Linked DNA regions of Homo sapiens: region 2 is linked to region 1. A link is an interaction called in ENCODE POLR2A ChIA-PET data of the cell type or tissue named here. Cell type or tissue: GM12878. All regions are shown on one strand. Each heading gives the region's core, and the rest is flanking DNA. Links, peaks and the distances in the headings are about the cores only. Region 1 overlaps LOC124904704 (a long non-coding RNA gene). Region 2 holds the start of UPK1A-AS1 (UPK1A antisense RNA 1).

Region 1 (15,078 bases), core at 4,086-8,085:
GAAAATCCCTGGGGAGAGGTGAAGAGGGCAAGATCAGGATGATGGCATGATGGAGGTCAGGGCAGGGCTCAGTCTCCCAGAGGAAAAAGGAAGAAACCAGGGAGCCAGGATGAGGGAGTAGATCTAGGCAGAATACAGAGGGAGGAGCAGAGAGGTGGCCCTGGAGAGGTGCAAGGGCAAGCAGATGGTGAAGAGGGAGGAGGCAAATCCCCGAGAAACACGAAGAGGTCCCTGGGGAGAAGCAGGGCATCGGCAGGAAAGAGAAAGAAGATCTGGGGACAAAGAGAGTTGGTAGCTGGGTGGTGCCCATCCTGAGGGAGAACACCAGAGCGGGGATTGCCAGCAGGACGCAGAAGAAGGATACGACAGCGAGCAGTAAATAGTCTCTTTCTGGAGGACACAAGGGCATCAGGGTGACTGGTTGCATTGGGGCGAGCAGCTGCACTGGGATGAAGGGCTGCATGGGGATGAGTGGCTGCATCGGGGTGACCAGGGACTTCAAGTCCCTGGGGCTCATTGCAGTAGCCATAGGCCTTGGCCTGAGGAGGAGATGCTGGGTGAGTGGAATCTGCAGACAGGGGTCATGGGGTCCGGGAAGGGGACATCTGAGTCCCCAAGCAACTGAGACCACCCAAACCAACCCCTCTGGCTAGAAAGGTACTGAAAGTTGACACTGTCCCAAGCCAGGGGACAGCGCTCCAAGCCAGAACCCACCACAGCCCCGTGCTCCTGTAGAGTAGCCTTGCTGGCTCTGGAACACCCACGCCACCCTCCTCTAGCCTCTCACAACCCCCTCCCTGCTCCCCTCTGGCTGTTGCACTTTCCTCCTCTAAACTCTCCCTACCCCTCCTTGCCCCGCAAACTCACACACCCCCACTGTTTTCTCAGCCTCCCAAAGTGCTGGAATTACAGGCGTGAGCCACTGTGCCCGGCCTATTTATTTATTTTTTGTAGAGGTCTCACTATGTTGCCCAGTCTGGTCTTGAACTCCTGGCCTCAAGCAATCCTCCTGCCTCGGCCTCCCAAAATGTTGGGATTACAGGCGTGAATCACTGTGCCCAGCCACTCTTCCTTTTTGTTGTTGTTGCCAGTTTGAACGCCTGATGGGTTCAATATATAGTGTGTGGATCTCACATCCAGATTGAATATAAGTATAATGGGCAGATTTATCACTATTAGGAGGCTACTGTACATTAGGCCCAGGCTGGCCCCTGAGGGCCACATGGTAACTAAGGCAGACAAGACCATAACTCAGATAGAATAATAGTCTCCAATCCCATCCAGGTTGCTGTGAATGCCATTAATTCATTCCTTTTCATGGCTGAGTAGTATTCCACCATATATATATGTAAAATCAGTTTCTTTATCCACTCATTCATTGATGGGCATCTGGGTTGGCTCCACATTTTTGCAATTGCAAATTGTGCTGCTATAAACATGTGTGTACAAGTATCTTTTTCACATAATGACTTCTTTTCCTTTGAGTAGATACCCAGTAGTGGGATTGCTGGATCAAATGGTAGTTCTACTTTTAGTTCTTTAAGGAATCTCCACACTGTTTTCCATAGTTATACTAGTTTACATTCCCACCAGCAATCAGGGAAATGCAAATCAAAACCACAATGCGATACCACCTTATTCCTGCAAGAATGGCCATAATCAAAAACTCAAAAAATAATAGATATTGGCATGGATGGAGTGAACAGGGAACACTTTCCTTGAGTTTTAACTCCAGACTGGCTCCTTTGCTGTTTTTCTGGTGGGGCTCTTACCACATTTCCCACAGCCATTGGCTGTGTGCTCCTGCATACTTGGATGCTCCTCTCCTGCCTGGGCCCCACCAGGACCCCTGAGATCCAGGAGCCGTGGCTTTTGGGGGCTGGTAGAGAAGAAACAGGGAGCTACGTGAAGGCCAATGGCAGAAACCAAGAGAGTTTCAAGAAAGCAAGAAAGAGAAACCAGCTCTGAAAATAGCAAAAGGAACAACGGGAAAAAATAAAATAGTTTCATGTAACCTAAAAACAGACATTGAGTCTTCGAATCAAATTGAAAGCACTTGCTAGCGTCAGAGGCATGTGAACCAGAGCAACTCCATCTTGAATGGGGCTGAGTAAAATGAGGCTGACGTCTACTGGGCTGCATTCCCAGACAGCTAAGGCATTCTAAGTCACACGATGAGATAGGAGGTTGGCACAAAATACAGATCATAAAGACTTTGCTGATAAAACAGGTTACAGTAAAGAAGCCAGCTAAAACCCACCAAAAACAAAAAGTGGCGATGAGAGTAACCTGTGGTCATCCCCACTGCTCATTATACACTAATTAGAATGCATTAGCATGCTAAGAGACACTCCCACCAGCGCCATGGCAGCTTACAAATGCCATGGCAACATCAGGAAGTTACCCTATATGGTCTAAAAAGAGAAGACATGAGGCCAGGCACGGTGGCTCACGCCTGTAATCCCAGCACTTTGGAAGACCAAGGCAGGCAGATAGGGTCACCTGAGGTCAGGAATTCCAGACCAGCCTGGGCAACATGGTGAAACCCTGTCTCTACTAAAAACAGGAAAAATTAACTGGGCATGGTGGCACGCACCTGTAATCCCAGCTACTCGGGAGGCTGAGGCAGGAGAATCTCTTAAACCCGGGAAGCAGAGGTTGCAGTGAGCCAAGATTGTGCCACTGCACTCCAGCCTAGGCAACAGAGCGAGACTCCATCTCGAAAATTTAAAAATAAATAAATAAATAAAGGGGAATATCACAAGCAACGTATGGCAACAAATTAGACAGCTTAGATGACAGCTAAAAATTCTTAGATGAATTACCAAAACCAACTCAAGAAGAAATAGAAAATCTGAATAGATGTATAACAAATAAAAAGAGATTTGTAATTTAAAATACTCCCGCAAAGAAAAGCTCAGGCCTAGATGGTTTCATTGGTGAATTTCACAAAACATTAAAGCATAAATAATATTAATTCTCTACAATCTGTTCCAAAATATGGAGAAAGGGAGCACTTTCCCAGCTTATTATATGAGGTCAGTATTACCCTAATATCAAAGCCAGACAGTGGCATCTCAAGACAACTAGAGACCAATCTCTTTCATAAATATGATATAAAAGTCATTGGTAAAATATCAGTAAGCCCAATACAGCAATATATAAAAAGGGTTATACACCATGATCAAGTGGGATTTACCCCAGAAATGCAAGATTGGTTTAACTTCTGAAAATCAATTAATGTAACACACCATAGTAAAAGAATAAATTTTATTCATTTATTTTAAAGATGGGGTCTCACTCTGTCACCCAGGTGAGATTGCAGCTCACTGCAGCCTCAAACTCCTGGGCTCAAGCAATCCTCCTGCCTTGGCCTCCCAGAGTGTTGGGATTACAGATGTGAGCCGTTGCACCTGCCCCTGTAAAAGAAGACACTTTTTTTTTTTTTGAGATGGAGTCTCACTCTGTCGCCCAGGCTGGAGTGAAAGACTAATTTCCGGGTGGGCGCGGTGGCTCACGCCTGTAATCCCAGCACTTTGGGAGGCCAAGGCAGGTGGATCACGAGGTCAGGAGATCGAGACCATCCTGGCTAACACGGTGAAACCCCGTCTCTACTAAAAAATACAAAAAAATCAGCCAGGCGTGGTGGCGGGTGCCTGTAGTCCCAGCTACTCGGGAGGCTGAGGCAGGAGAATGGCATGAACCCAGGAGGTGGAGCTTGCAGTGAGCCGAGATCATGCCACTGCACTCCAGCCTGGGCGACAGAGCAAGACTCTGTCTCAAAAAAAATAAATAAATAAAAGAAAAGAAAGACTAAATTCTTCCTGGCTAAGATAGGGAACAAAACAAGAATGTTCATTCTCACCACTTTTATTCAACAGTATAGTGGAGGTCCTAGCCAGTACAATTAGTCAATAAAAAGAAATAAAAGGCATCTGGGTTGGAAAGGAAGAAGAAAAAACTGTTTTGACCCACAGTTGACTTAAATTTGCTTGTAGAAAACTCTAATGAATCCACAAATAACTACTAGAAGAAATGAGTCCAGCAATGCTGCACAAGATCAATATCCAAAAATCAATTGTATGTCAATAAGCTACCAATGAACAATCAAAAAATGAAATTAATAAAATGAATTCATTCCCAATAGGATCAAAAAGAATAATAAATTCAGGCTGGGCGTGGTGACTTATGCCTGTAATCCCAGCACTTTGTTAGGCCGAGGCGGGCAGATCATCTGAAGTCAGGACTTCAAGACGAGTTTGGGCAACATGGTGAAACCCTGTCTCTACTAAAAAAAAATACAAAAATCAGCTGGGCATGGTGGCGGGTGCCTGTAATCCTAGCTACTTGGGAGGCTGAGGCAGGAGAATTGCTTGAACCTGGGAAGTGAAGGTTGCAGTGAGCCACGATCGCACCACTGCACTCCAGCTTGGGTAACAGAGAGAGGCTATCTCAAAAAAAAAAAAAGAAGAAATTCAATTAAAAAAAGTAATAAATTTAACAAAAATACAAGAGTTGTACAATAAAAACTATAAATCTTGGCTGGCGGCGTGATGGCTCACGCCTGTAATCCTAGCACTTTGGGAGGCCGAGGTGGGCGGATCATGAGGTCAGGAGATCGAGACCATCCTGGCTAACACGGTGAAACCCCGTCTCTACTAAAAATACAAAAAAATTAGCCGGGCGTAGTGGCAGGCGCCTGTAGTCCCAGCTACTCGGGAGGCTGAGGCAGGAGAATGGCATGAACCTGGGAGGCGGAGCTTGCAGTGAGCCGAGATCACGCCGCTGCACTCCAGCCTGGGCAATAGAGTGAGACTCTGCCTCAAAAAAACAAACAAACAAGCAAACAAACAAACTATAAATCATTCCTTTAAAAATTTAAAGATCTAAATAAATGGAGTGGCATCCCATGTTCATGGTTTGGAAAACTCAATGTTAGCAAAATGGCAGTACTCCCCTAATTGACCTAAAGAGTCAATGCAATCTTTATCGAAACCTCAACTGGCTTGTTTTTTTTTTTTTGCAGAATTTGACAAGTTGATCCTAAAAGTCATGTGGAAATGAAAAGGATGCAGAATAACCTAGCAATGTTGAAAAAGTAAAATAAAGTTGGAGGACTTCCAGTTACCAATTTCAAAATTTATTCCTGATTACAAAGCTATAGGAATAAAGACAGTGTGGTACTGGCATAAGGATGGACGTATAGCTCAATGAAGCAAAATTGAAAGTCCAGAAATAACTTTCATATTTATGGTCAAGTGATTTTTGACAAAAGTGGCAAAACCATTCAATGTGAAAAGGAGATCCAACAAATGGTGCTAGAACAATTGGATCTCTCTCTCTCTCTCTTTTTTTTTTTTTTTCTTTTTGGAGATGGAGCCTCGCTCTGTCACCCAGGCTGGAGTGCAGTGGCATGATCTCAGCTCACTGCAACCTCTGCCTCCCGGGCTCAAGCAATTCTCCTGCCTCAGCATCCCAAGTAGCTTGGGGCTACAGGTAACCACCACCAAGCCCAGCTAATTTTTGTATTTTTAGTAGAGACAGGTTTCACCATGTTGGCCAGGCCAATCTTGAACTCCTGGCCATTATTTTCAAATGATTCTCACATGCTCTGAACCCCACTCATTCATCATTATTATCTCTTTTTTTTTCTTGAGACAAGGTCTCCCTCTTGTCCAGGCTGGAGTAGAGGGGTGCGACCATGGCTCACCACAGCCTCAAATTCCTGAGCAAAAGCAAACCTCCCATCACACCCTCCCAAGCAGCTGAGAATACAGAAGCCTGCCCTCAGAGCCTGATATATATATATATCTGTCTAAAATATATACATTTTTTTTCTAGATACATGGTCCCACTGTATTGATCGGGCTAGGTTTCACTATCCTGGTCTCATGTGATCCTCTCCCCTTAGCCATTATCACCTTATAGAGTGCACATTTTGTTCCATGCACTGTTCAATACCACTTACATACATTAATTTAATCCTCACAATGAAACAAGAGAGAAATAATTATTATTCTCATTTTAAAGATGAGAAAACTGGTACACAGAGAGGTTGCACAAGGTGATATTGCTAGTTAGTGGCATGGTGGGGATCCAAACCTAGGTAGTCTAGTTCCAAGGTGTGTTTATTCAGCCCATGTTTACTGAGCACCTACTACTATGTGTTGGGCTCTGCTCTAGGTGTTAGAGCTATAGACAGTATAAAAGAACTACCTCGCCCCCATTAAGACATCTCTCCTGGCTGGGCATGGTGGCTCATTCCTGTAATCCTAGCACTTTGGGAGGCCAAGGTGGGTGGATCACTTGAGGTCAGGAGTTCAACACCAGCCTGGCCAACGTGGTGAAACCCCATATCTACTAAAAATACAAAAATAAGCCAAGCATGGTGGTGGGCACCTGTAATCCCAGCTACTCGGGAGGCTCAGGCAGGAAAATCACTTAGAACCCAGGAGGTGGAGGTTTCAGTGAGCCAAGGTTGCACCATTGCACTCCGCCCTGGGCAACAAGAGCAAAACTCCATCTCAAGAAAAAAAAAAAAAAAAGACATCTCTCCCATATCTCTCTCTTATTGAGACATGGTCTCTCTCACCTTTCCCACCAAAAATTTTTTTTAAAAAAACAAAACCCTTTCATCACTCAGCCCCCTCAAGTTATGGATCTGGTTTTTGGTTTTTAATTCCAGAGACAAAAAAGGGGGCAGAACATAGACCCATGCTACCATCTTGACAGAGTCTCCATTTCAGTTCCATACGCTCAAGTCCCTCCTATCTTTAAAACAAACAAGCAAAATCATCATTCTCACCCTTTTGCATCTACCCTAGTCCTGCCTTTCCTGGCTCTTCATAGGCAAACTTTTTTTTTTTTGAAACGGAGTCTCACTCTGTCACCCAGGCTGGAGTGCAGTGACACAATCTTGGTTCACTGCAAACTCCACCTCCCGGGTTCAAGCAATTTTCTGCCTCAGCTTCCCAAGTAGCTGGGATTACAGGCACCCACCACCACATCTGGCTAAATTTTGTATTTTTAGTAGAGACAGGGTTTCACCATCTTGGCCAGGCTTGTCTTGAACTCCTGACCTCGTGATCCACCCACCTTGGCCTCCCAAAGTGCTGGGATTACAGGCATGAGCCACTGCACCCAGCCATAGGCAAAATTCTTGAAGCAAATGTATACACTGTCTCCAATTCCACACCTCACACTCAATCCATGGCTCTCTGAAACCAGGTGTTGGCTTACAACATTCCAGAAACTGGAACCCATGTTCTTCTCAGCTGTGGCACTGCTCTCCTTACTCTTTCGCCTCCAAGCTCTTGGAAGAAATGTCTACATTGTCTATACTACCCCTTTCTTGCTCACTGCCTGGATCCCTGCAATATGGCCACTGCTTCTGCTGATCCTCTGATACTGCCCTTACCAAAGGAGCTAATTCATTCCCGCCTTCAGAGCTGGAGTACATGTCTCAGGGCTTGACACACTTGTCCATGTACTTGTTTCTAAGCCTGTCTTAGTTTGTTTGTTCCACTATCCAAGGGACTTGCCAGCAACCAATACACATGCTTCATCTCACCCAACCTTCACTTCTGTCTTCCCCCACCTCGGCGCCCCATGTTCTGTTGTCCTGGAACATCCACTTGGTCCTTTGAAAGGCTCTGAATCAATTTCCTCCATGAAGAATATCCTGACTTCTGGATTGCATGTGTTGTCACTGTTCTTCTAACTACTTCTAGGTCCAGGACTGGTCTTAAATACCCAGGTTGTGTCTTGGACTAGCCATACTAAGGTCTACATTTGTGGACTGCACAGTGTCACCTCCCACCCACCCCCAACTTCCTGAAAAGTGGCTCCTCAAACCCTCTACTCCCCTAGAACCACCAGCTAAAGGAAGCATCAGCTAAAACCCCACAGTATTAGCATTCATTAAAAGCTCCTACCTGAATCAGCAATTACTATGGTATTTGAAAATGTTCTCTAATGGTGCATAACAAATTCCCCACAGGTATTAACTCACAGTTCTGTAGGTCAGAATGGCTGCTTCTCTGCTCAGAATCTACCAAAGCTAAAATTAAGGTGTCAGCTGGGCTGGGTTCTCATGTGGAGCTCAGGATCCTCTTCCAAATGAATGTGATTACAGCAGGATTCACATCCTTGCTGTTGCAGTACTAAGGACCCCGTTTCCTTGCTGGCTGTCAGCTGGGAGCCATTCTCAGCCAGAGGCTGCCTGGATTCCTCCCTACGTGGCCCTGGTGACATCTTCATGCCAGCAATGGAGACCTTTGCTTGCCTCCAATCCTCTCACACCTGAAACCTCTTTTGCCAGGAAGACTCAGTCCTTTTCAAGAACTCACCTCATTAGGTGAGGCCCCCAGAGGATATTCTTCCTAACTTAAAGTTAACTGATTTCAGACCCTACCTACGTCTGCAAGACGCCTTCCCAGCAGCATACAGACTAGTACTTGACTGAGTGACTGGAGAAGGAGTGTGTACACCAGGGAGCAGGAATCTTCGGGTCATCTCAGAGTTCTGCCTACCACATTGGGGATTTCCTGTTCCATCGTTCCATTAGGTTGTGTTCTACTTTAAGAAAGATCTTCCCCCTTTTCCCCTTCTTTCTCTATTCTTTCCTTTTTTCTTTCTGTCAGCATAAACCAAGGAATTCTTTTTTTTTTTTTTTTTTGTCATTTTTTCTTGAGATGGAGTCTCACTCTGTCACCCAGGCTGGAGTGTGCAGTGTGATCTCGAATCACTGCAACCTCCGCCTCCCGGGTTCAAACGATTCTCCTGCCTCATCCTCCCTAGTAGCTGGGATTACGGGCGCCTGCCACCACACCCGGTTAATTTTTGTATTTTTAGTAGAGACGGGGTTTCACCACGTTGGTCAGGCTAGTCTCGAACTCCTGATCGCAGGTAATCCGCCCGCTTTGGCCTCCCAAAGTGTTGGGATTACAGGCATGAGCCACTGCGCCCAGCCGGAATTCATTTTTAATTCAAGACTTTACAATCCACTTCTGACACTACTCATTTTCCTCCCCTCAGTAAATCTCTTACTCTTACTGGGCGTGTCTAGTTTCTCTCTTCCACAACTCCTGGGAGACCCTCCTGACATCGCCCATCCGCGCAGGCTGCAGAGAGAGATCAGTGGGAGGAGGAGGAGCCGAGAGCCACCACTTAGGCTTCCAACCAATCCCTACCAGGGTGGGCGGAGCCCACTTCCTGATTGGCTGCACTCTCTGTGTCTTGGGGTGGGCGAGAACGGCGGGGCCACGCCCCCTAACTAGGCAGCCAATCAGGACGTGGGGTGCTGGTTTCTCCATTGCGAAGCTTCAGCCTTTGATGGTTTGGGTCCTGGGAGTCTGGTTAGTACAAGGGGAAGCCTAGTGGGTCTGGCGCTCCGTTTTCAAGACACTCGGAGTCCGTCTTTGAGGGGAAAGGTCATGGCCCTGAAACCACCTTCTGCCACCCAGCCTGCTCCCAACGCGCCAGCTACCCCAGACGCCCCCCCTACCACAGGTGATCCAGGTGCTTCAGCTGCCCCAGGTTCTCCCACTACCACAGGTGGTCCAGGTGCCCCAGCTGAGGTGCCCCAGGAGCCGCAAGAGCCTACACAGACACCAGAGGAACTAGCATTTTACGCCCCAAACTACCTATGTTTGACCATCTTTGCTATACTTTTATTCCCTCCATTTGGATTGGCAGCTTTGTACTTCTCTTATGAGGTAAAATAATGCCCAAGTCATAGCCCCCGTCCTTTTTTTTTTTTTTTTTTCTTTTTGAGACCCAGTCTCACTCTGTCCCCCAGGCTGGAGTGCAGTGGTGCAATCTCGGCTCACTGCAATCTCTGCCTTCCCGGTTCCAGCAATTCTCCTGCCTCAGCCTCCTGAGTAGCTGGGATTACAGACATGAGCCACAGTGCCCGGCTCATTTTTGTATTTTTAGTAGAGACGGGGTTTCACCATGCTGGCCAGGCTGGTCTCGAGCTTCTGACCTTGTGATCCACCCGCCTTGGCCTCCCAAAGTGCTGGCATTACAGGCGTGAGCCACTGCACCCAGCCTACCCTGTCCTCCATTTGGCCCCTGCATCTGCTCCTATCCTGGGACCTGCATAGGGGCTTTCCCTCAGTGACTGCAGGTCTCCAACCGTTCTCCCCAGGGTTCCTGGACACAGAAACCCACATCTATGCTTCCACCCCTACAGACTATGAAGGCCAACCAGAACAGTGAATGGGAAGAGGCTTACATCAACTCAGGCCGAACTGGTTGGTTCGGTGCATTCGTGGTAATGATTGGCTTAGGCATCATTTATGGCTTGGTCCTATATTAATGAAGTCTAGGCATAGCAACCCAGGGGTCCGCTCCCCAACCGAGCCACTCACCAAACACTAACCAGCCAAGTCAGCCATCAGGCAAGAAATTCAACCGCTGAGACATCTAGCCAAGAAATCCTCTAACCAAGGAACTCAACATTCAAGAAACCCACCAACCCAGGAACACACAGACCACCTGCCTGTGCTACTTCAACTCACTCAGCTCCAGAGCTGTCTTCGTTCACCCTAGGGGTCCACACTTCATGCCCTAGATCCCTTTAGCTCCTTGACACTGGGCTGTTCTTTCAGAGGAATTTTAAACCAAAAAACTGGAATGGAATGTTCTGGTTTCCTGTGGTGTGTGTGTATGTGTGTGTGTCAACATGCCCATGATTGTTTTCTGGGTCAGTGGTCAGTATCTGTGTTTCCCTGGAGCTGTTTCCTAGACTGTGAAAATCAGAATGTCCCAATGGGGAAGCCCACAGACATAGAATTCAGGCAGATGTCAGTTAAAAACTTACCTCTGACACTGAAAAACTGTATAGCCCTGAACAGATACTTTTCTTGAGCATAGTTCCTTTGTCTCTAAAGCAGGCATAATTGCCAATGTGGGGATGATATTTAGAAATCTGAACTGATGTTTATTCTCTAGGGGTCTTCTCATTTGAGCTGGGATTGGAGATGTCTAGTGTCTCAGAGCAGCAATAAGAAAACAGAAACCTCTTCCAGCTTCTGACATCCAAATGTCAAGCTCTTAGGAGAAGAATGGAAAGTCCTCAAGAAATGCAAATAGCTTTGGCAGAATAGCTGATGAAGACCACCTCTCCCCCCTCCAGAAAGGCATTGGTTCCCCATTCATGGAAAAGGGAATGTAGAGAGAGATTAGACAATAGTACATCCATAAGGTTCCTGGAATCTGCATCTGAGGAAGAGGGGCGTCAGAGACCCCAGCTGTTATCTATAATCCCTCCTCACAGATAAGGCCTAGAGAGGCTCCAAGTTCTCAAAGAAGATATGCTACATGGTGTAGACATTTACAAAGAAATGACCTCAGACAGCCAAGGAGGATACCCCATGGCCCAGCCTAGTGAGAAGAAGGTGGGTTCCATAGGAATCCCAAGTGCCAGGTGGAGACAGAACTGTAGAGGAAAACTAGGGATAAGCAGGGAGCCATCGTGCATGAATCAAAACAGAGATCTAGACTGACACCATGGGCCACAGACACCCCGGGGCTGCCTCTGATGCCCAAGCTTCATGGACAACCCCAAGTTCAGAACCAGATGAATATTTAGCACAATATTTAGCAGAACTAAGTTTCCACCACCATGGAGAATGGGGATTCTCAGTAGAAAGTCAATGGAGCTGCTGGGCAAGAGACTGCTCACTGTCCCCCAGAGCCCATCGCCTCTTTGTTCTGGGAACATTGCCTGGCCACGTCTCAGAGGTTCCCCTCTGCAGCCATGAAATGTGCTTTGGTCCTGTGGAATGTGAGCAGAACTGACATGTACCACAAACAAACCTGGCTTTTCAATGTCTCCTGGGACACTCCTCTAAACTCCTCCTCCCCCGGCCAACGGGGCAAGGGATACCCATGTGATGATTTAGAAGGCCACATGTTGTAGACGTGGCAAAGCCCCCATTAGCCTGGGTCCCTGAACCATTCTAGGAACAGCCTCCCTTCCCCCAACTGCCTCATGTGGTCAAGCAGAAAATAGACTACCATGTTGACAAATGACATGCTTGGCCTGTTTCCACAGCCCAATCCACCCAAACCAGTGCAGATGCAGGAGAATAGAGTTCTATTTCTTGCACATCTGGGATTACAGCTTCAAGTTCATACCCAACAGAGACATCCATCTTGTTGGGTGGTCTATAGGAAATAATAATAGAAGGAAACAACAAAGGCCCTAGTCCACCTTAATTGTAATTGTTGTGATGCTGAGTTTGTCTCCTCTGTGGGCTTGGGTGTCTGGGCAGATCTCATGTGTTTGTGGGACAATGCTCTGGGTTATGGGGATGCCTGCAGATAGGATGATGCCTAATTGTCTGTCATGTTAGCAGATCTAGAGGGTTAGCCATCCCTGTCCCTCTCCAGATCCAGCCCAGGCTGGGCCTGTCACATTCAGCTGCAAAGCCATGTCAGGTTAGGATGGTCCATGTCAACATCAGCAGGCAGACCCAAGTGTCACCTTCTGCTACAGGCCTTGGAAAGCCAGCCAGCCTCCTCCACTTCAGCTCCCAGACTTCATCCAACCTGAATTTCACTCTCGGGTATCCAACTGGTATTTAGCACCAGGTAAACACAAAACGAGGCCAGGCACAGTGGCTCGTGCCTGTAATTTCAATGCTTTGGGAGGCTGAGAGAGGAGGATGGCTTGAGCCCAGGACTTTGAGACCAGCCTAGGCAGCAAGTCGATAGATAACTCTTTTCTACAAAATTTTTCAAAATTAGCCAGGCGTGGTGGCACACGCCTGTAGTCTCAGTTACTCAGGAGGGTGAGGTGAGAGGATCACTTTAGCCCAGGATTTTGAGGCTGCAGTAAGTCATAGTGATACTACTGCACTTCAGCCTGGGGGACACAGCTAGACTTTGTCTCCAAAATAAATAAATGTAAAAAATAAGGCCGGGTGCAGTGGCTCACACCTGTAATCCTAGCACTTTGGGAGACTGAGGTGGGAGGATCACCTGAGGCCAGGAGTTCGAGACCAGCCTGGCCAACATAGTGAAACCCTGTCTCTATAAAAATACAAAAATTAGCCACTGTGGTGGTGCGTGCCTGTAATCCCAGCTACTCGGGAGGCTGAGGCAGGATAATCTCTTGAACCCGGGGGTGGAGGTTGCAGTGAGCAGAGATTGCACCACTTCACTCCAGCCTGGGCGAAGGAGTGAGACTCAACCTCAAAAAAAAAAAAATCTTATCTGACTTTGATTGCATTACAATCAATTTAGTTATCAGTTTTGGGAGATTTAGCATCTTTATGATAAGCCTTCCTATTCATAAATATGATATATCAAATAGGACTTGTACATCTTTAGCTTTATTTTATGTATTATAAGCAATCCTTTTTTCCATTACATAATCTAAATTATTATTGGGGTAGAAGAAAGGTATTGAGTTTCCAATGTTGATATCTTGTGTGGCAAACTTACTGAACTTTCTTGGTGTAATAATTCATCATTTTACACACTTACATTGTCTATGCTAAATTTGAATTATTTCTTAACAATTTTAATACCTCATTATATATGTATTTTTTTAGTTCCTGGGCTAAACCTTTCAGCAAAATATGAATTAGCATCATAATCTTGTTTCCATCCTTGTATGGGTTAGTTCTATTGTTTTACTATTAAGTCAGGCAGTTGATGTAGATTTCTGATAAAAATTTCATCTTTTTTTTTTTTTTTTCTGAAGCAAACTCTGGCTCTGTCACCCAGGTTGGAGTGCAGCGGCACAATCTCAGCTCACTGCAATCTCCGCCTCCCAGGTTCAAGCGATTCTAGTGCCTCAGCCTCTATAGTAGCTGGGACCACAGGCACGCACCACCACTCGGGGCTAATTTTTTGTATTTTTAGTAGAGATGGGATTTCTCTATGTTGGCCAGGCTGGTCTTGAACCCCTGGCCTTAAATTATCTGCCTGCCTCAGCCTCTCAAAGTGGTGAAATTACATGCATGAGCCACCGTGACCAGCCAAAATTTCATCAATTTTGTTATGTTTTCTTCTATTCCTGGCTTGCCAAGATTTTTTAAATTAGAATTTTATATTGAGGCTAGGCACAGTGGCTCATGCCTGTAATTCCAGTACTTTGGGAGGCCAAGGAAGGAGAGTCATTTGAGGCCAGGAATTTGAGACCAGCCTGGGCAACATAGCTAGATCTCGTCTCTACTGAAAAAAGAAAAAAAAATTAGCTAGGCATGGTACCTGTATTCTCAGCTACTCAGGAGGCTGAGATGGGAGGATAACTTGAACCCAGGAGTTAGAGGCAGCAGTGAGCCATGATCACACCCTTGTACTCCAGCCTGGGCAACACAGCGAGACCCTGTCTCAAAAAAAATTTGTGTTGAATCATATTAAATACTTTTCAGCATCTATTAACATGATCATACGAGATTTTAATTCAATCCTTTAACAAAGTTATTCACAATGAACCATTCTTATACTCTTGGGAAAACCTTACTGGGTCACAATCTATTATTCTTTTTTTTTTTTTTTAGAGACAGAGTCTTGCTCTGTCGCCCAGACTGGAGTGCAGTGGCACGATCTTGGCTCACTGTAAGCTCCGCCTCCCAGGTTCACGCCATTCTCCTGCCTCAGCCTCCCGAGTAGCTGGGACTACAGGCGCCCACCACCACACCCGGCTAATTTTTTGTATTTTTAGCAGAGACGGGGTTTCATCGTGTTAGCCAGATGGTCTTGATCTCCTGACCTCGTGATCCGCCCGCCTCAGCCTCCCAAAGTGCTGGGATTATAGGCGTGAGCCACCATGCCCGGCCTCTATTATTCTTTTAATATGTGATGGATATGGTTTGCTTATGCCTTATTTGGGTCCTACATAGTTTTCATCTGGGGGCTGTTCTCAGTCCTTTGCATTGGGGCAGTGCTGGCAATGCAGAATGGGTTGAGAAGCATTCAATGTGTTTCTGTGTTCTGGAAACATTTCTATGTCATGGGAATTAGCTGCTTCTTAAAGATTGGAGTGGGCCGGACATGGTGCCTCATGCCTGTAATCCTAGTACTTTGGGAGGCTGAGGCGGGTGGATCACCTGAGGTCAG
Region 2 (14,697 bases), core at 265-4,264, 88 kb after region 1:
AATTTGAACCCCTGCTAGCTGCTTTCCAGAGTCCATGCTCATGAACTCTGCCAATAATAGCACAGCTACCATTTAATAATGGTTTACTACAAGCCACGAGCTGTTCTAAATGGTTTACTGGATTAGTTCATTTATTCCTCATAGTCCACCAAGAGATACTGTCATCATCATGACCCTGTTTGATGAAGATTGAAACTGAGGCTCAGAGAAGTGAAGTCACTTATCCAGGGTCACACATTGAGACAATGGCAGAGCCAGTTTCAACCTGAGCAGATCGGCTCTTGAGGCTGTGCTCTTAATCTCTGCCCACAAGAATAACCCATACTTCCCAAGTGTCTCTCATGCACCTGACACTAGGGTAAGCAGTTTAGAAAATGAGCTTCGTGGCCAGGCGCAGTGGCTCATGCCTGTAATCCCAGCACGTGGGGAGGCTGAGGCGGACAGATCATTTGAGGTCGGGAGTCCAAGACCAGACTGGCCAACATGGCGAAATCCCATCTCTAAAAAAAAAAAAAAAAAAAAAATTAGCCACGCATGGTGGCAGGCACCTGTAATCCCCGCTACTCAGGAGGCTGGGGCGGAAGAATCACTAGAACCCGGGAGGCAGAGGTTGCAGTGAGCCAAGATCACACCACTGCATTCCAGCCTGGATGACAAAGCGAGACTCCATCTCAAAAAAAAGGAAAGAAAATGAGCTTCCTCAATCTTGCCAGAAGCCCTTCACAGCTAGTGCTTTTCAACCCATTTACCAGATGAGGAAACTGAGGCTCAAAGAGGCTAACAGCCTCTCCCAGGTGACCAGGAGAGCAGGGATTCCAATTCACGGCCCCAATGACACAGAGACAGCACTGTGTTTCCTCGACAGCAGAGGGTTTTTCAGATTCCCAGAAGCAGCCACTCATTTGATGAACAAATGCTTATGAGCAGGAGCTACATGCTGAGCCCTACGCTGGGCACTGGGGCTCTGTGCTGAGCGAAACATAAAAGCCCTTGACCCAGGGAAGTGGTGCTCAGAGGAGGAAGACAGTGAACAGGAGGGGAGGTCAGGAGCCGAGGAGGGCGAGGGAAGACCTCACTGCCAGGGAAAGCAAAGACCTAGAGGCACTGGGAGCGAGGCAGGTGTGTAACTGGAGGAAGAGCCTTCCAGGTGGAGGTGGCAGCAAGGGCAAAGGCTCTGAGGCCAGAGCGGGCCAGGAGTCCAAAGCAGCTGGAGCTGAGTGAGGAGGAGGTTGGGGGGTGAGAGGACATGAGGCAGACAGATGGGGAGGAGAACAGTGAGGAATGGGGATGGGAAAGAAGCAGGAGGGAAGGCAGGTGTTGTGGACTTTGGCTTTATCCTGAGTAAGATGGACCCATAGACCCCCTGCTCCCCTCCCCTCCCTTCCCCTCCCCTTCCCTCCCCTCCCCTCTCCTTCCTTCCTTCCTTCGTTTTTCTACACAGGCAGGTGTTGTGGACTTTGGCTTTATCCTGAGTAAGATGGAGCCATGGACTCCTCCCCTCCCCTCCCCTCCCCTCGCCTCCTCTCCCCTCCCCTCCCCTCCTTTCCCCTCCCCTCCCCTCCTCTCCCCTCCCCACCTCCCTCCTTCCTTCCTTCATTTTTCTAGACAGGCAGGTATTGTGGACTTTGGCTTTATCCTGGGTACGATGGAGCCATGGACTTCCTTCCCTTCCTTCTTTCCCTCCCTCCCTCCCTCCCTCCCTCCCTTCCTTCCTTCCTTCCTTTCTTTGTTTCTCTAGACAGGGTCTCACTCTGTTGCCCAGTTTGGAGTGCAGTGGCACAATCATAGCTCATTGCCACCTCGAACTCTTCATCTCAAATGATCCTCCCACCTCAGCCTCCCAATGAGCTGGGACTACAAGTGTGCATCACCATGTGCAGCTAATTTTTGTATTTTTTGTAGAGATGGAGTCTCACTATGGTGCCCAGGCTGGTCTCCAACTCCTGGCCTCAAGTGAGCCTCCCACCTCAGCCTCCCAAAGTGTTGGAATTACAGGCATGAGCCACCACACCTGCCCTCTTATTTTCTTATCCTGTATTTAATTATCTGGCATAACAATTTAACCAAAGCCCTAAAAAGTCACCCAACTAGTTTTAAAAATTGTGTCTGGGCCGGGCTCGGTGGCTCACGCCTGTAATCCCAGCAGTTTGGGAGGCCGAGGCAGGTGGATCACAAGGTCAGGAGATCGAGACCTTCCTGGCTAACACGGTGAAATCCCGTCTTTACTAAAAAACAAAAAATTAACCAGGCGTGGTGGCGGGCGCCTGTAGTCCCAGCTACTCGGGAGGCTGAGGCAGGAGAATGGCGTGAACCCGGGAGGCGCAGCTTGCAGTGAGCAGAGATCGCGCCACTGCACTCCAGCCTGGGCGACAGAGCAAGACTCTGTCTCAAAAAAAAAAAAAAATTGTGTCTGTTTCCCCATTAGTTTGTCATTAACTAAGACATTTTCTCCCCAAATTTCTTTTTTTTTTTTTTTTTGAGACGGAGTCTTGCTCAGTTGCCCAGGCTGGAGTGCAGTGGTGCGATCTCGGCTCACTGCAAGCTCCGCCTCCCGGGTTCACGCCATTCTCCTGCCTCAGCCTCCCGAGTAGCTGGGACTACAGGCACCTGCCACCACGCCTGGTTAATTTTTTTTTTTGTATTTTTAGTAGAGATGGGGTTTCGCCGTGTTAGCCAGGATGGTCTCGATCTCCTGACCTCGTGATCCGCCCACCTCGGCTTCCCAAAGTGCTGAGATTACAGGCATGAGCCACCGTGCCCGGCCCCCAAATTTCTTACAGGAAATTTCTAAAGTAGACTAGAGTCCGCAGTATTTGAGCCCTGCATACCTCTCACCTGATTTCAACAACATCAGCTGCAGACTGCCCGACATTGTCTCCTCTATCCCCCTTCTCTCATACTTTTTCTTCTGGGTATTTTGAAGCACATTCTAGATGCCAAGTCACTTGCCTGTAAATACTGGAGCACACATTTCTCTGAGTGATAAGCACATTGTTTTAAAGCAGTCAGGAGGTTGTGCAATGTCATCCATCTCCCAGCAGCAGAGTTCACACATCCACACGCAACCTCCTGCTGCTTTATAGATGAAGGTGCCAGGTGAGGACATGAAAAGAATTTGCATTAAACATCAACTGACAAGCTTTTTTTTTTCTCCTGCCCTCTGTGCCGTTGGCACAACCCACCAAATTCAATCAAGTTCTTCTATATCTTCCAATACCCAGTCTGTGTCAAATGTCTCTGATTATCTGAGAACATCGTTTTATGTTGTTTGTTTTATTTTAAGAGACAGGGTCTCACTCTGTTGCCCAGGCTGGAGTGTAATGGCACAATCTCGGCTCATTGCAACCTCTGCCTCCTGGGTTCAAGCTATTCTCCTATCTCATCCTCCTGAGTAGCTGGGATTACAGGCACCCATCACCATGCCCAGCTAATTTTTGTATTTTTGCATTTTTAGTAGATGGGGTTTCACCATATTGGTCAGGCTGGTCTTGAACTCCTGACCTCAGGTGATCCACCCGTCTCAACCTCCCAAAGTGTTGGGATTACAGGCGTAAGCCACTGCACCCACCCTTGTTTGTTTTGTTTTAAGAGACAGGGTTTTGCTCTGTTGCCCAGGCAGGAATGCAGTGGTGCGATCATAGCTCGCTGAGGCCTCCAACTACTGGGCTCAAACGATCCTCCAACCTCAGCCTCCCAAATAGCTAGGACTAACACTACCACTAGTAGTAACTATGCTTAACTAATTTTTTTATTTTTATTTTTTGTAGCGACGGGGTCTCACTGTGTTGCCCAGGCTGATCTTGAACTCCAGGGTTCAAGCAATCTTCCCATCTCAGCCTCCCAAAGTGCTGGGATTACAGGTGTGAGCCACCAATGCCCAGCCCTAATTTTTGTATTTTTAGTAGAGAAGGGGTTTCACCATGTTGGCCAGGCTGGTCTCGAACTCCTGACTCAGGTGATCGCCCCCTCGGCCTCCCAAAGTGCTGGGATTATAGGCGTGAGCCACCACGCCTCGCCTGTCTCAAAAATAAATTAATTAAATTAAATATTTCAAAATACAGAAAAGTTGGAAGACAATACAGCGAACACCTGAACACCCACCACATATTATAGATGCTGCTAGTCACACTGCCCCAAACTTTTTTAAAACTTGCATTTCCCCAGTGATGCTTCCCTGACGGGGTGTGGCTTCACGGGCTCTGCCCGACGGGCCGTCCTCCCTCTGTCTCCCCAGTACCTGGTGCTCATGCTCATCGTCTACATCTTCGAGTGCGCCTCCTGCATCACGTCCTACACCCACCGTGACTACGTGAGCCCGGCGAGGCCTGGGGAGGGGCCTGACCTGCATGGGAGGGGCGAGGGTCCCGGCGCGGCGGGGCGGAGGTCGTCCTCTCTCCCCACCCAGCCCTGCCGGCCCTTGTTCTTCCCTGTTCTCCTCAGATGGTGTCCAACCCATCCCTGATCACCAAGCAGATGCTGACCTTCTACAGCGCGGACACCGACCAGGGCCAGGAGCTGACCCGCCTCTGGGACCGCGTCATGATTGAGGTGGGCGGGGTGGACCGGGTGCTGGGAGGGCCCTGGGCTCCGTCCACAGAGGCCGATAGAGCTCCCGATGTGCCAGCTTTTAGAGGAGTGAGTGCCTTAAAGACATCCGCTCATGAGATCTCTAGGAGAGCAGGGCTGCGGTCATCACCGTTCTGCGGATGAGTAAACAGGCCCAGAAAGGGAAAGTCCCTTGCCCGAGGCCACACAGTCGGTAAGTGGTGGGAGCTGGGATTGGAACCCGGCAGCCTAGCTCCTGACCTCCCTGCTCTTAGCCTACACATACTACCTCAACAGAAATGTTGATAATAACAATGATAGTAACAGCACCATTCACTGAGCTAGGTTTCACACTGTTCAAAGGACTTTTATTTTTATATTTTGAGATGGGGTCTTGCTCTGTTGCCCAGGCTGGAGTGATCATAGCTCACTGCAACCTCCAACTCCTGGGCTCAAGTGATCCTCCCGCCTCAGCTTCCCGAGTAGCTGGGAATACAGGTGCGCCCCACCACACCCGGCTAAGTTTTTTAAATTATCTTTTGTGGAGATGGGGGTCTTGCTCTATTGCCCAGGCTGGTCTGGAACTCCTGGGCTCAGGATTGGAGCGATTCTCCCACCTCCGCCTCTCAAAGTGCCGAGATCACAGGCATGAGCCACGAGTGCCTGGCCTCAAAGCACATTTTTTTTTTTCTTTTTATCTTTTTTTTTTTTTTTTTTTTTTTGAGACAGAGTCTTGCTCTGTCGCCCAGGCTGGAATGCAGTGGCGCGATCTCGGCTCACTGCAAGCTCCGCCTCCCGGGTTCACGCTATTCTCCTGCCTCAGCCTCCCGAATAGCTGGGACTACAGGCGCCTGCCACCGCGCCCAGCTGATTTTTTGTATTTTTAGTAGAGATGGGTGTTAGCCAGGATGGTCTTGATCTCCTGACCTTGTGATCCACCTGCCTCGGCCTCCCAAAGTGCTGGGATTACAGGCTTGAGCCACCGTGCCCAGCCTTTCAAAGCACTTTTAAAGCTTTTTTAATCCTCACGACCACTCCATAAGGGAGATCGGCCTTTTAGTGATGAGGAGACCAAAGCAAGAGGTTGAATATCTTGCATGAGGTCACACACCTGGTAGGTCACAGAACTGGAAGGATTCAAACTCAGACTTCCAGGTTTGAAGAGATACAGTCTTCCTCAAATCCAACATGATATTGCACTGGAAAAGGAAGAAATTGGCTGGGTGCAGTGGCTCAAACCTATAATCCCAACACTTTGGGAGGCAAAGGCGGGCAGATCACTTGAGTTCAGGGGTTCAAGACCATCCTGGCCAACATGGTGAAACCCTGTCTCTACAAAAAATACAAAAATTAGTCAGGTGTAGTAGTGTGCGCCTGTGATTCCAGCTACTTGGGAGGCTGAGGCAGGAGAATCACTTGAACCCAGGAGGGGGAGGTTGCAGTGAGCCAAGATGGCGCCACTGTACTCCAGCCTGGACAACAGAGGGAGACTCCGTCTCAAAAAAAAAAAAAAAAAAGAAGAAGAAATTGAGGACTCAAGGAAAACTGAGGCGTCAATGTGGCCCAAGTCCTCTAGCTAGCCAGGATTTGAACCCATGTTTGAAGGGTGCCCAAGCCTATGTTTTCCTCATTCAGGAGCCACAAATTAAACACCTGGATTCCTTACCAAGGCCAGGAAAAGCCAGAAATCTGCCCTTTTTGTGTTATTTTATCAGCATAGTTGTTGATAAAAATATTTTATTTTATTTTATTTTTTGAGATGGAGTTTCATTCTTGATTCCCAGGCTGGAGTGCAGTGGCACGATCTTGGCTCACTGCAGTCGCCACCTCCCGGATTCAAGCAATTCTCCTGCCCCAGCCTCTCAAGTAGCTGGGATTACAGGCGCCCACCACCACACCCGGCAAATTTTGTATTTTTAGTAGAGACGGGGTTTCATCATGTTGGTCAGGCTGGTCTCGAACTCCTGACCTCAGGTGATCCATCCACCTCGGCCTCCCAGAGAGCTGGGATTACAGGCGTGAGACACCGTGCCCGGCAAAAATATTTTAAAATAAGTCAGAGGTGCAGGTTTAATCCAAATCCCCCATCAGCCTCCTGGTCCTGGGACAAATATTGTCTGCACCGTGCTCACACACACAGACACCCACCGGACACACTCGCTTGGAGGCCCAGGACATGGGGAAGTTGGGCCCAGCTGTGTCAAAGGCCAATCCTGCCCCTCCTTGCTGTGTGACCTCAGGCAAGCAACTGTCCTCTCTGAGCCCGAGCCTGCCTGACCCCCTGCTTTTCACTCTAGCAAGAATGCTGTGGCACATCTGGTCCCATGGACTGGGTGAACTTCACGTCAGCCTTCCGGGCGGCCACTCCGGAGGTGGTGTTCCCCTGGCCCCCACTGTGCTGTCGCCGGACGGGAAACTTCATCCCCCTCAACGAGGAGGGCTGCCGCCTGGGGCACATGGACTACCTGTTCACCAAGGTGTGGCCGTCTGCCCTGCTCCATCTGTCTATCCATCTGTCTGTCTTCCTCTGGTCTCTGCTCCCTCTCTGATTCTCTCTTTCTCCCTCCCTGTGTCTGTCCGTCTAGCTTTTTCCCTCTCCTCTTCCCCTCTCTGATTTTCTTGTTTTCTTTTTCTTTCTTTCTTTCTTTCTTTCTTTTTTTTTTTTCAAGACCGAGTCCTGCTCTGTCACCCAGGCTGGAGTACAGTGGCACAATCTCAGCTCACTGCAGCGTCTGCCTCCCGGGTTCAAGGGATTCTCCCACCTCAGCTTCCAGAGCAGCTGGGATTACAGGTGCGCACCACCCTCTTGGCTAGTTTTTGTATTTTTAGCAGAGACGGGGTTTGACCATGTTGTCCAGGCTGGTCTCGAACTCCTGAGCTCAAGTGATCCACCCACCTCAGCCTCCCAAAGTGCTCAGATTACAGGCGTGAGCCACCACGCTGGGTCCCCTCTCTGATTTTCTAGTGCTCCCCCAACTCTCTCTCAAGTCAGCAGGATGCACCCAGGGTCTGTCTGAACCAGACCTGGCACCTACAACTTTACTCAGGTTGTCCGAGAATAAGAGCAATAATAGGGCCGGGCGCGATGGCTCATGCCTGTAATCTCAGCACTTTGGGAGGCTGAGGAGGGCAGATCACTTGAGGTCAAGAGTTCGAGACCAGCCTGACCAACATGGCGAAACCCCATCTCTACTAAAAATGCAAAAATTAGCCCAGAGCAGTAGCACGTGCCTGTAATCCCAGCTACTCGGGAGGCTGAGGTAGGAGAATCACTTGAACTCTGGAGGTGAAGGTTGCAGTGAGCCGAGATTGTGCCACTGCACCCCAGCCTGGGCGACAGAGTGAAACTCCATCTCAAACAAAAAAAAACAAAACAAAACATCAAACAAAACAATAGAGCTAGGCACGGGGGCTCACGACTGTAATCCCAGTACTTTGGGAGGCCAAGGCAGGAGCATCACTTGAGGTCAGAAGCTCAAGACCAGCCTGGGCAACATATCAAGACCCCGTCTCTACAAAAAAGTACAGAAAATTAGCCAGGCGTGGTGGTGCGCGCCTGTAATCCCAGCTACTGGGGAGGCTAAGGCAGGAGGATTGTTTGAGTCTAGGAGGTCAAGGCTGCAGAGAGCTGTGATGGTGCCACTGCACTCTAGCCTAGGCAAGAGACTTAAAAAAGGCAAGAGACTTTAAAAAAAAAAAGGCCGGGCGCGCACAGTGGCTCATGCCTGTAATCCCAGCACTTTGGGAGACCGAGATGGGAGGATCACAAGATCAGGAGTTCGAGACCAGCCTGACCAACATGGTGAAACCCCGTCTCTACTAAAAATACAAAAATTAGCCGGGCGTAGTGGTGCACACCTGTAATCCCAGCTACTCAGGAGGCTGAGGCAGGAGAATTGCTTGAACGCGGGAGGTAAAGGTTTCAGTGAGCCGAGATCATGCCACTGCACTGTAGCCTGGGTGACAGAGGGAGACTGCGAGACTGTCTCCAAAAAAAAAAAAAAGCCAGCTGTAAGATCAAAATCACCCTCAGATTGTCATAGCCATCAGCAGGGCGGCACCTACTTGTGCAGGGCCTGGGTTCAACATCAGCTCCCTGGGGCCCCGAAACCACCCGAGGAGGTGGACAGTGCCATGGTCCCCATTGCACAAGTGAGAAAACCAATGCTCAGGGAAGGTGGTGACTTTCCCAAGGGCGCACAGTGACTCTCGCTTTCAGCGGCTACCCTCATGGGCGTCTTCTCAAACTTCCCCCATCCCCCTGCCCAGGGCTGCTTCGAACACATCGGCCACGCCATCGACAGCTACACGTGGGGTATCTCGTGGTTTGGGTTTGCCATCCTGATGTGGACGGTGAGAGGCGGGGAGCCCACAGGCTGGGTGGGCTGGGGGTGGGGGGCGGAGTGCCCTCATCTCGCTGCCTCCTCGCCAGCTCCCGGTCATGCTGATAGCCATGTATTTCTACACCATGCTCTGAGGGACAGGAGGGGAAGGCAACATACACACCCCGGACTCCTCCGCATCCTCCTCCTGCTTCCTCCGCTGGGCCTGGATGGCTGCCTCACCTCTCACCTCCCAACGTCCCTAGCCCTTACGTCCTTCCACTTCCAAGATCTTTTTCCAGGTTCCTGAGCCCTACTGTGTCTCAGGTGTGCCCTGAAACCCCAGGGCTTGTGTGCACATATCCTTAGCCCATCTTTCAAGGGACCTCTCCATGATCCCACCTCCCATTCACAGATACCTCTCTTGTAGCTCTCTGACCTCCTCCTTCATGGCAGGCATCGCCATTCTTGCTGAACCGTTTGTGATTGCCATTTGAGCTCTGGAAGCCTCTATTGCCATGAGAGTTCTGTCACGGTCACTTTACTGTCCCCATCATCACCCAGCACGGGGCTAAGCATATACTAGATAGTCAATAAATAAATAAATAATGAATGAATGAATGAGTTTTTTTTTTTCTGGGTCACGGGAGAGTGAACAAGAACTGTTCTAGGCCAGGCGCAGTGGCTCACGCCTGTAATCCCAGCACTTTGGGAGGCCGAGGCGGGCAGATCACCTGAGGTCAGGAGTTCAAGACCAGCCTGGCCAAAATGGTGAGACCCCCATCTCTACAAAAATGCAAAAATCAGCCGGGTATGGTGGCGCACATCTGTAATCCCAGCCACTCCGGAGGCTGAGGCAGAAGAATCACTTGAACCCGGGAGGTGGAGGTTGCAGTGAGCTGAGATCGCACCATTGTACTCCAGCCTCGGCAACAAATCGAGGCCCTGTCTCCAAAAACAAAAAAAACTATTCTGATGGAAGTGGTGGAAACCCAACTGTCACTGACTGAAGTGTAAAATGGAATTTATCAGCTCACGTAACTGAGTCAACGGGGCTGGCTTCAGGCATGTCTGGATCCAGATGTTCAATCTAAGTTTCCAGGAAACCTGCTTCATTCCCTGACAGGATTTCTCTGGCAACTCCAGACTTAATGTCTTTATAACTAAGCAATGCAACAGAAGGAAAGAGCCTCTCTCCCAAGGGCTGTAGCCAAGGTCCAGAGTTGTAGCCAAGGTCCAGAGTTGAATCTCACTGTCTCGGCTTAGGTTCTAGGCCCTTCGTTAGGTTGGGAAAGGGAGGGCACCTGGCTTGGTAATCCTGCTAAGGATGCATGCAGTGGTGGTGTTGGAAGGGGAGTTGTTTATCAAAGGAAAATCCAGATACAGGGCTGCTGAGGCTTATAGGTGATAAAAATCCTTCTCCTAGGGATATAGCTTCCAGCAAGTTCTCTAAGGGGTCCATGACAGCAAACCATTACGAATTGAATTATGGCTGGGCACTGTGGCTCACACCTGTAATCCCAGCACTTGCTGAGGTGGGCAGATCACTTGAGGCCAGGAACTTGAGACCAGCCTGGCCAAAATGGCGAAACCCTATCTCTATTAAAAATACAAAAAAGTACCTGGGCATGGTGGTGTGCACCTGTAGACCCAGCTACTCAGGAGGCTGAAGCACAAGAATCGCTTGAACCCGGAAGGTGGAGGTTGCAGTGAGCCAAGATTGCACCACTGCACTCCAGCCTGGGAGACAGAACAAGATTCCGTCTCTAAAAAAAAAAAAAAGAACCAAATTATCACTCTTTGTTCTCCCTGAAGCCACGACTAGGCCTTCCCAAGAGGGCCTGGGGGCTTCCTTCCCCATCAAATAATTTCTTGGGGTTCCCATTTACTCCAGTGGTCTGCAGATAGTCTTTGATTGCTGAATTCAGATTTCATTTTTTAAAAATATGTAATGGATAAAGAGGTCATTATTTATTAGAGTGAAAAATCGGAAACTACCCAACAACCATCACCAAAGGGATGGGTTGTGTAAATCATGTTATGCCCTTGGACTGAAATGCTCTGTGGCTGTTGTGTGTGCGCCTGTGGTCCCAGCTACTGGGAAGGCTTAGGCGGGAGGACCGCTTGAGCCCTGGAGTTCGAGGTTGCAGTAAGCTATGTTCACACCTATGAGTAGCCACTGCACTCCAGCCTGGGCGACACAGCAAAATTCCATCTCTAAATAATAATAATAATAGGCTGAGCACGGTGGCTCATGTCTGTAATCCCAGCACTTTGGGATGTCCAGGTGGGAGGATCGCTTGAGCCCCAGAGTTTAAGATCAGCCTGGGCAACATAGCAAGACCTTGTCTCTATAAAAAATTTTAAAAAGCAGGACGCAGTGGCTCAGGCCTGTAATCCCAGCACTTTGGGAGGCTGAGGTGGGAGGACCGCTTGAGCTCTCGAGACCAGCCTGGGCAACATGGCAAAACCCTGTCTCTACAAAAAATGCAAAAATTATCCAGGTGTGGTGATGCGTGCCTGTGGTCCCAGACACTGGGGAGGCTGAGATGGAAGGATGGCTTGAGCCCAGGAGGCAGAGGTTGCAGTGAGCCGAGATCGCACCACTGCACTCCAGCCTGGGTGATAGAGCCAGACTCTGTCTCAAAAAAAAAAAAAATTAAAAAAATTATCTGGGTGTAGTAGTGTGTGCCTGTGGTCCTAGCTTCTTAGGAGGCTGAGATGGAAGGACTGTCTGAGCACAGGAGGTCGAGGCTGCAGTGCTCCACACCACCACACTCCAGCCTGGGGAACAGAGCAAGAACCTGCTTCAAATAAATAAATATATATATATATAATTATAATAATAAATACTTTTTAAAAGAGATAGCTGTATGTGAGTTGACTATAAAAAGATCTCATAATAACTGGAAAGCCCATATGAGGATGTTCATTAGTAAAATAAATGACTATCAGCAGGGCACTGGGTAAATTAGCTACGCTATATCCATCCTCTGCAATACCACAAAGAGGTAAAAATAAAAAGAACAAGAACTCTGCTTTAACATGGAAAACGCGCTAAGAAATACATAGTAGGAAAAATTGAAAACTATATACAGTACTTTTTTTTTTTTTGAGATGGAGTTTCACTCTTTTGCCCAGGCTAGAGTGAAGTGGTGCGATCTTGGCTCACTGCAACCTCTGCCCCCTGTGTTCAAGCGATTCTCTTGCCTCAGGCTCTGAGTAGCTAAGATTATAGGCACCTGCCACCATGCCCGGCTAATTTTTGTATTTTTACTGGAGACAGGCTTCGCCATGTTGGCCAGGCTGGTCTGGAACTCCCGACCTCAGGTGATCCACTCACCTCAGTCTCCCAAAATGCTAGGATTACAGGTGTGAGCCATCACACCTGGCCCATATAGTACTCTTATTCCTGCAGGGTTGATCAAACGGAGCTTTAGTCTTTTTCTTCCTTAAAAAAATGAGTTAATGTTTTTATAATAATGTTTAGAAGAATAGAGGAAAAACTTTGTTGTTTTGCAGAACACTTTTTTGTTGTTGTTGTTGTTGACGGAGTCTCGCTCTGTTGACCAGGCTGAAGTTCAGTGGCACAATCCCGGCTCACTGCAACCTCCGCCTCCTGGGCTCAAGCAATCCTCCCCTCTCAGCCTCCTGAGTAGCTGGGACTACAGGCACGCACCATCACGCCCCGCTAATTTTTTTTTTTTTTTTTTTTTTTTTTTGAGATGGAGTCTCATTCTGTCGCCCAGGCTGGAGTGCAGTGGCGCAATCTTGGCTCACTGCAAGCTCCGCCTCCCAGGTTCACGTCATTCTTCCGCCTCAGCCTCCCACGTAGCTGGGACTACAGGTGCCCGCCACCACACCCAGATAATTTTTTGTATTTTTAGTAGAGACGGGGTTTCACTGTGTTAGCCAGGATGGTCTCGATCTCCTGACCTCATGATCCGCCCGTCTTGGCCTCCCAAAGTACTGGGATTATAGGCGTGAGCCACCGCGCCCGGCCTGTATTTTTTATAAAAATACAAAAACCGTTCTGCGCCTGGTAGAACACTTCTTTATTACAGCAATATATAAAACAAATATAACTTTAAGCCGGGTGTGGTGGCTCACACCTGTAATCTCAGCACTTTGGGAGGCCAAAACAGGTGGATCACCTGAGGTCAGGAGTTTAAGACCAGCCTGGGCAACATGGTGAAACCCCGTCTCTACTAAAAATACAAAAAATTAGCCAGGCATGGTGGCGGGTGCCTGAAATCCCAGCTACTCAGGAGACTGAGGCACAAGAATCGCTGGAACCTGGGAGGGGAGGTCGCAGTGAGCTGAGATCATACCACTGTACTCCAGCTTGGGTGACAAAGTGAGACTCCATCTCAAAAACAAATATATATATATATATATATATATAAATTTATATTATATATAAACTTAATATAACTTTAAATATTCATAATGACACTATACATTATGATTGATGGTGTTAGTCCACTCTCTCAAATTTGAGAGAATAGCTTGTAGAATTCTTGAAATTCACCAACCTTCTTCATAAAGACACAGGATTGAAATGCATGTGCATGTTTTTGTTAAGAGCATACCAATTTCATTCTCCTCAGTTTTGCTCATAATCTCCGTATTTTCATGCACCCTCAGTGAGTTAGCCAAACTCAAGGCCTTTTATTACGGAAAGGGCTAGCACAGTTGTGGTGACACCCTTAAAAGTTAATATCCTTAAAAGTTAATAACTAATAAGTCAACAACAGATTTTTGACCTAGCTCCCTTTTCCTTTAGAGCAAAAAGAACTTTCACCTGAGCATCCAGCCCAACCCCTAAAGACTGAAAATACCCTTCAAACTCCTTTAAAAGTGCCCTACACAGTGGCTCACGCCTGTAATCCCAGCACTTTGGGAGGCTGAGGTGGGCAGATCATCTGAGGTCAGGAGTTCGAGACAAGCCTGGCCAACATGGTGAAACCCCATCTCTACTAAAAATACAAACATTAGCTGGGCGTGGTGGCGGGCACCTGTAATCCCAGCTACTTGGGAGACTGAGGCAGGAGAATCGCTTGAACCTGGGAGGAGGTGGCAGTGAGCCGAGATTGAGCCATTACACTCCAGCCTGGGCAACAAGAGTGAAACTCCGTCTCAAAAAAAAAAAGAAAAAAAAAAAACAGAACTGGCAGCGGGGAAGGGCTGGAGGCAGTGTCATCAGAGGAAGATTTTTGGATTCCAAGCACAGATGATGATTTGTCTGTGGTCAGTTTGTTTTGTTCTTTTCCTTTCTTTCTTTTTTTTTTTTTTTTAAGACAGAGTCTCGCTGTCACCCAGGCTGGAGTGCAGTGGCGTGATTTTGGCTCACTGCAACCTCCACCTCCCAGGTTCAAGCGATTCTCCTGCCTCAGCCTCCCAAATAGCTGGGATTTACAGGTGCCCCCCGACATGCCTGGCTTTTTTTTTTTTCTCTGAGACAGAGTTTCGCTCTTGTTGCCCAGGCTGGAGTGCAATGGCGAGATCTTGGCTCACCACAACCTCTGTCTCCCAGGTTCAAGTGATTCTCCTGCCTCAGCCTCCCGAGTAGCTGGGATTACAGGCATGCACCACCATGCCTGGCTAATTTTGTATTTTTAGTATAGACAGGTTTTCTCCATGTTGGTCAGGCTGGTCTTGAACTCCTGACCTCAGGGGATCCACCCGCCTTGGCCTCCCAAAGTGCTGGGATTACAGGCATTAGCCACCGCACCCAGCCCCTGGCTAATTTTTGTATTTTTAGTAGAGATGAGTTTTCGCCGTGTTGGCCAGGCTGGTCTCAAATTCCTGACCTCAAGTGATCCACCCG

Evidence for each region. ChIA-PET counts read pairs that join two places held together with the same protein. Peaks named below come from ENCODE experiments on the same cell type or tissue, not always from the same donor. Only the 100,000 strongest peaks of a DNase experiment are listed, where the experiment ranks them.
Region 2: POLR2A ChIA-PET joins it to region 1 with 5 read pairs; 4 of 35 experiments call an interaction of 5 or more read pairs at or near these places.

The regions. Positions count from the first base shown.
Region 1 is chr19:35,576,826-35,591,903 of GRCh38, forward strand. It overlaps LOC124904704 (a long non-coding RNA gene), which reads left to right. Exons shown (of 2, transcript XR_007067243.1): 2 at 5,027-5,131. It overlaps PMIS2 (PMIS2 transmembrane protein), which reads left to right and starts at 9,348. Exons shown (of 2, transcript NM_001395412.1): 1 at 9,348-9,716; 2 at 10,151-10,471. The coding sequence starts at 9,435. The coding sequence ends at 10,321. In GM12878, for the core only: no CTCF peak of the experiment used is centred there; no DNase peak of the experiment used is centred there.
Region 2 is chr19:35,668,998-35,683,694 of GRCh38, forward strand. UPK1A (uroplakin 1A) reads left to right here. Exons shown (of 8, transcript NM_007000.4): 4 at 4,235-4,309; 5 at 4,441-4,548; 6 at 6,843-7,022; 7 at 8,815-8,898; 8 at 8,978-9,484. The coding sequence ends at 9,022. UPK1A-AS1 (UPK1A antisense RNA 1) reads right to left here and starts at 4,294. Exons shown (of 2, transcript NR_046420.1): 1 at 4,238-4,294. RefSeq lists an enhancer at 14,594-14,697. In GM12878, for the core only: no CTCF peak of the experiment used is centred there; no DNase peak of the experiment used is centred there; H3K4me3 peaks cover 99 bases.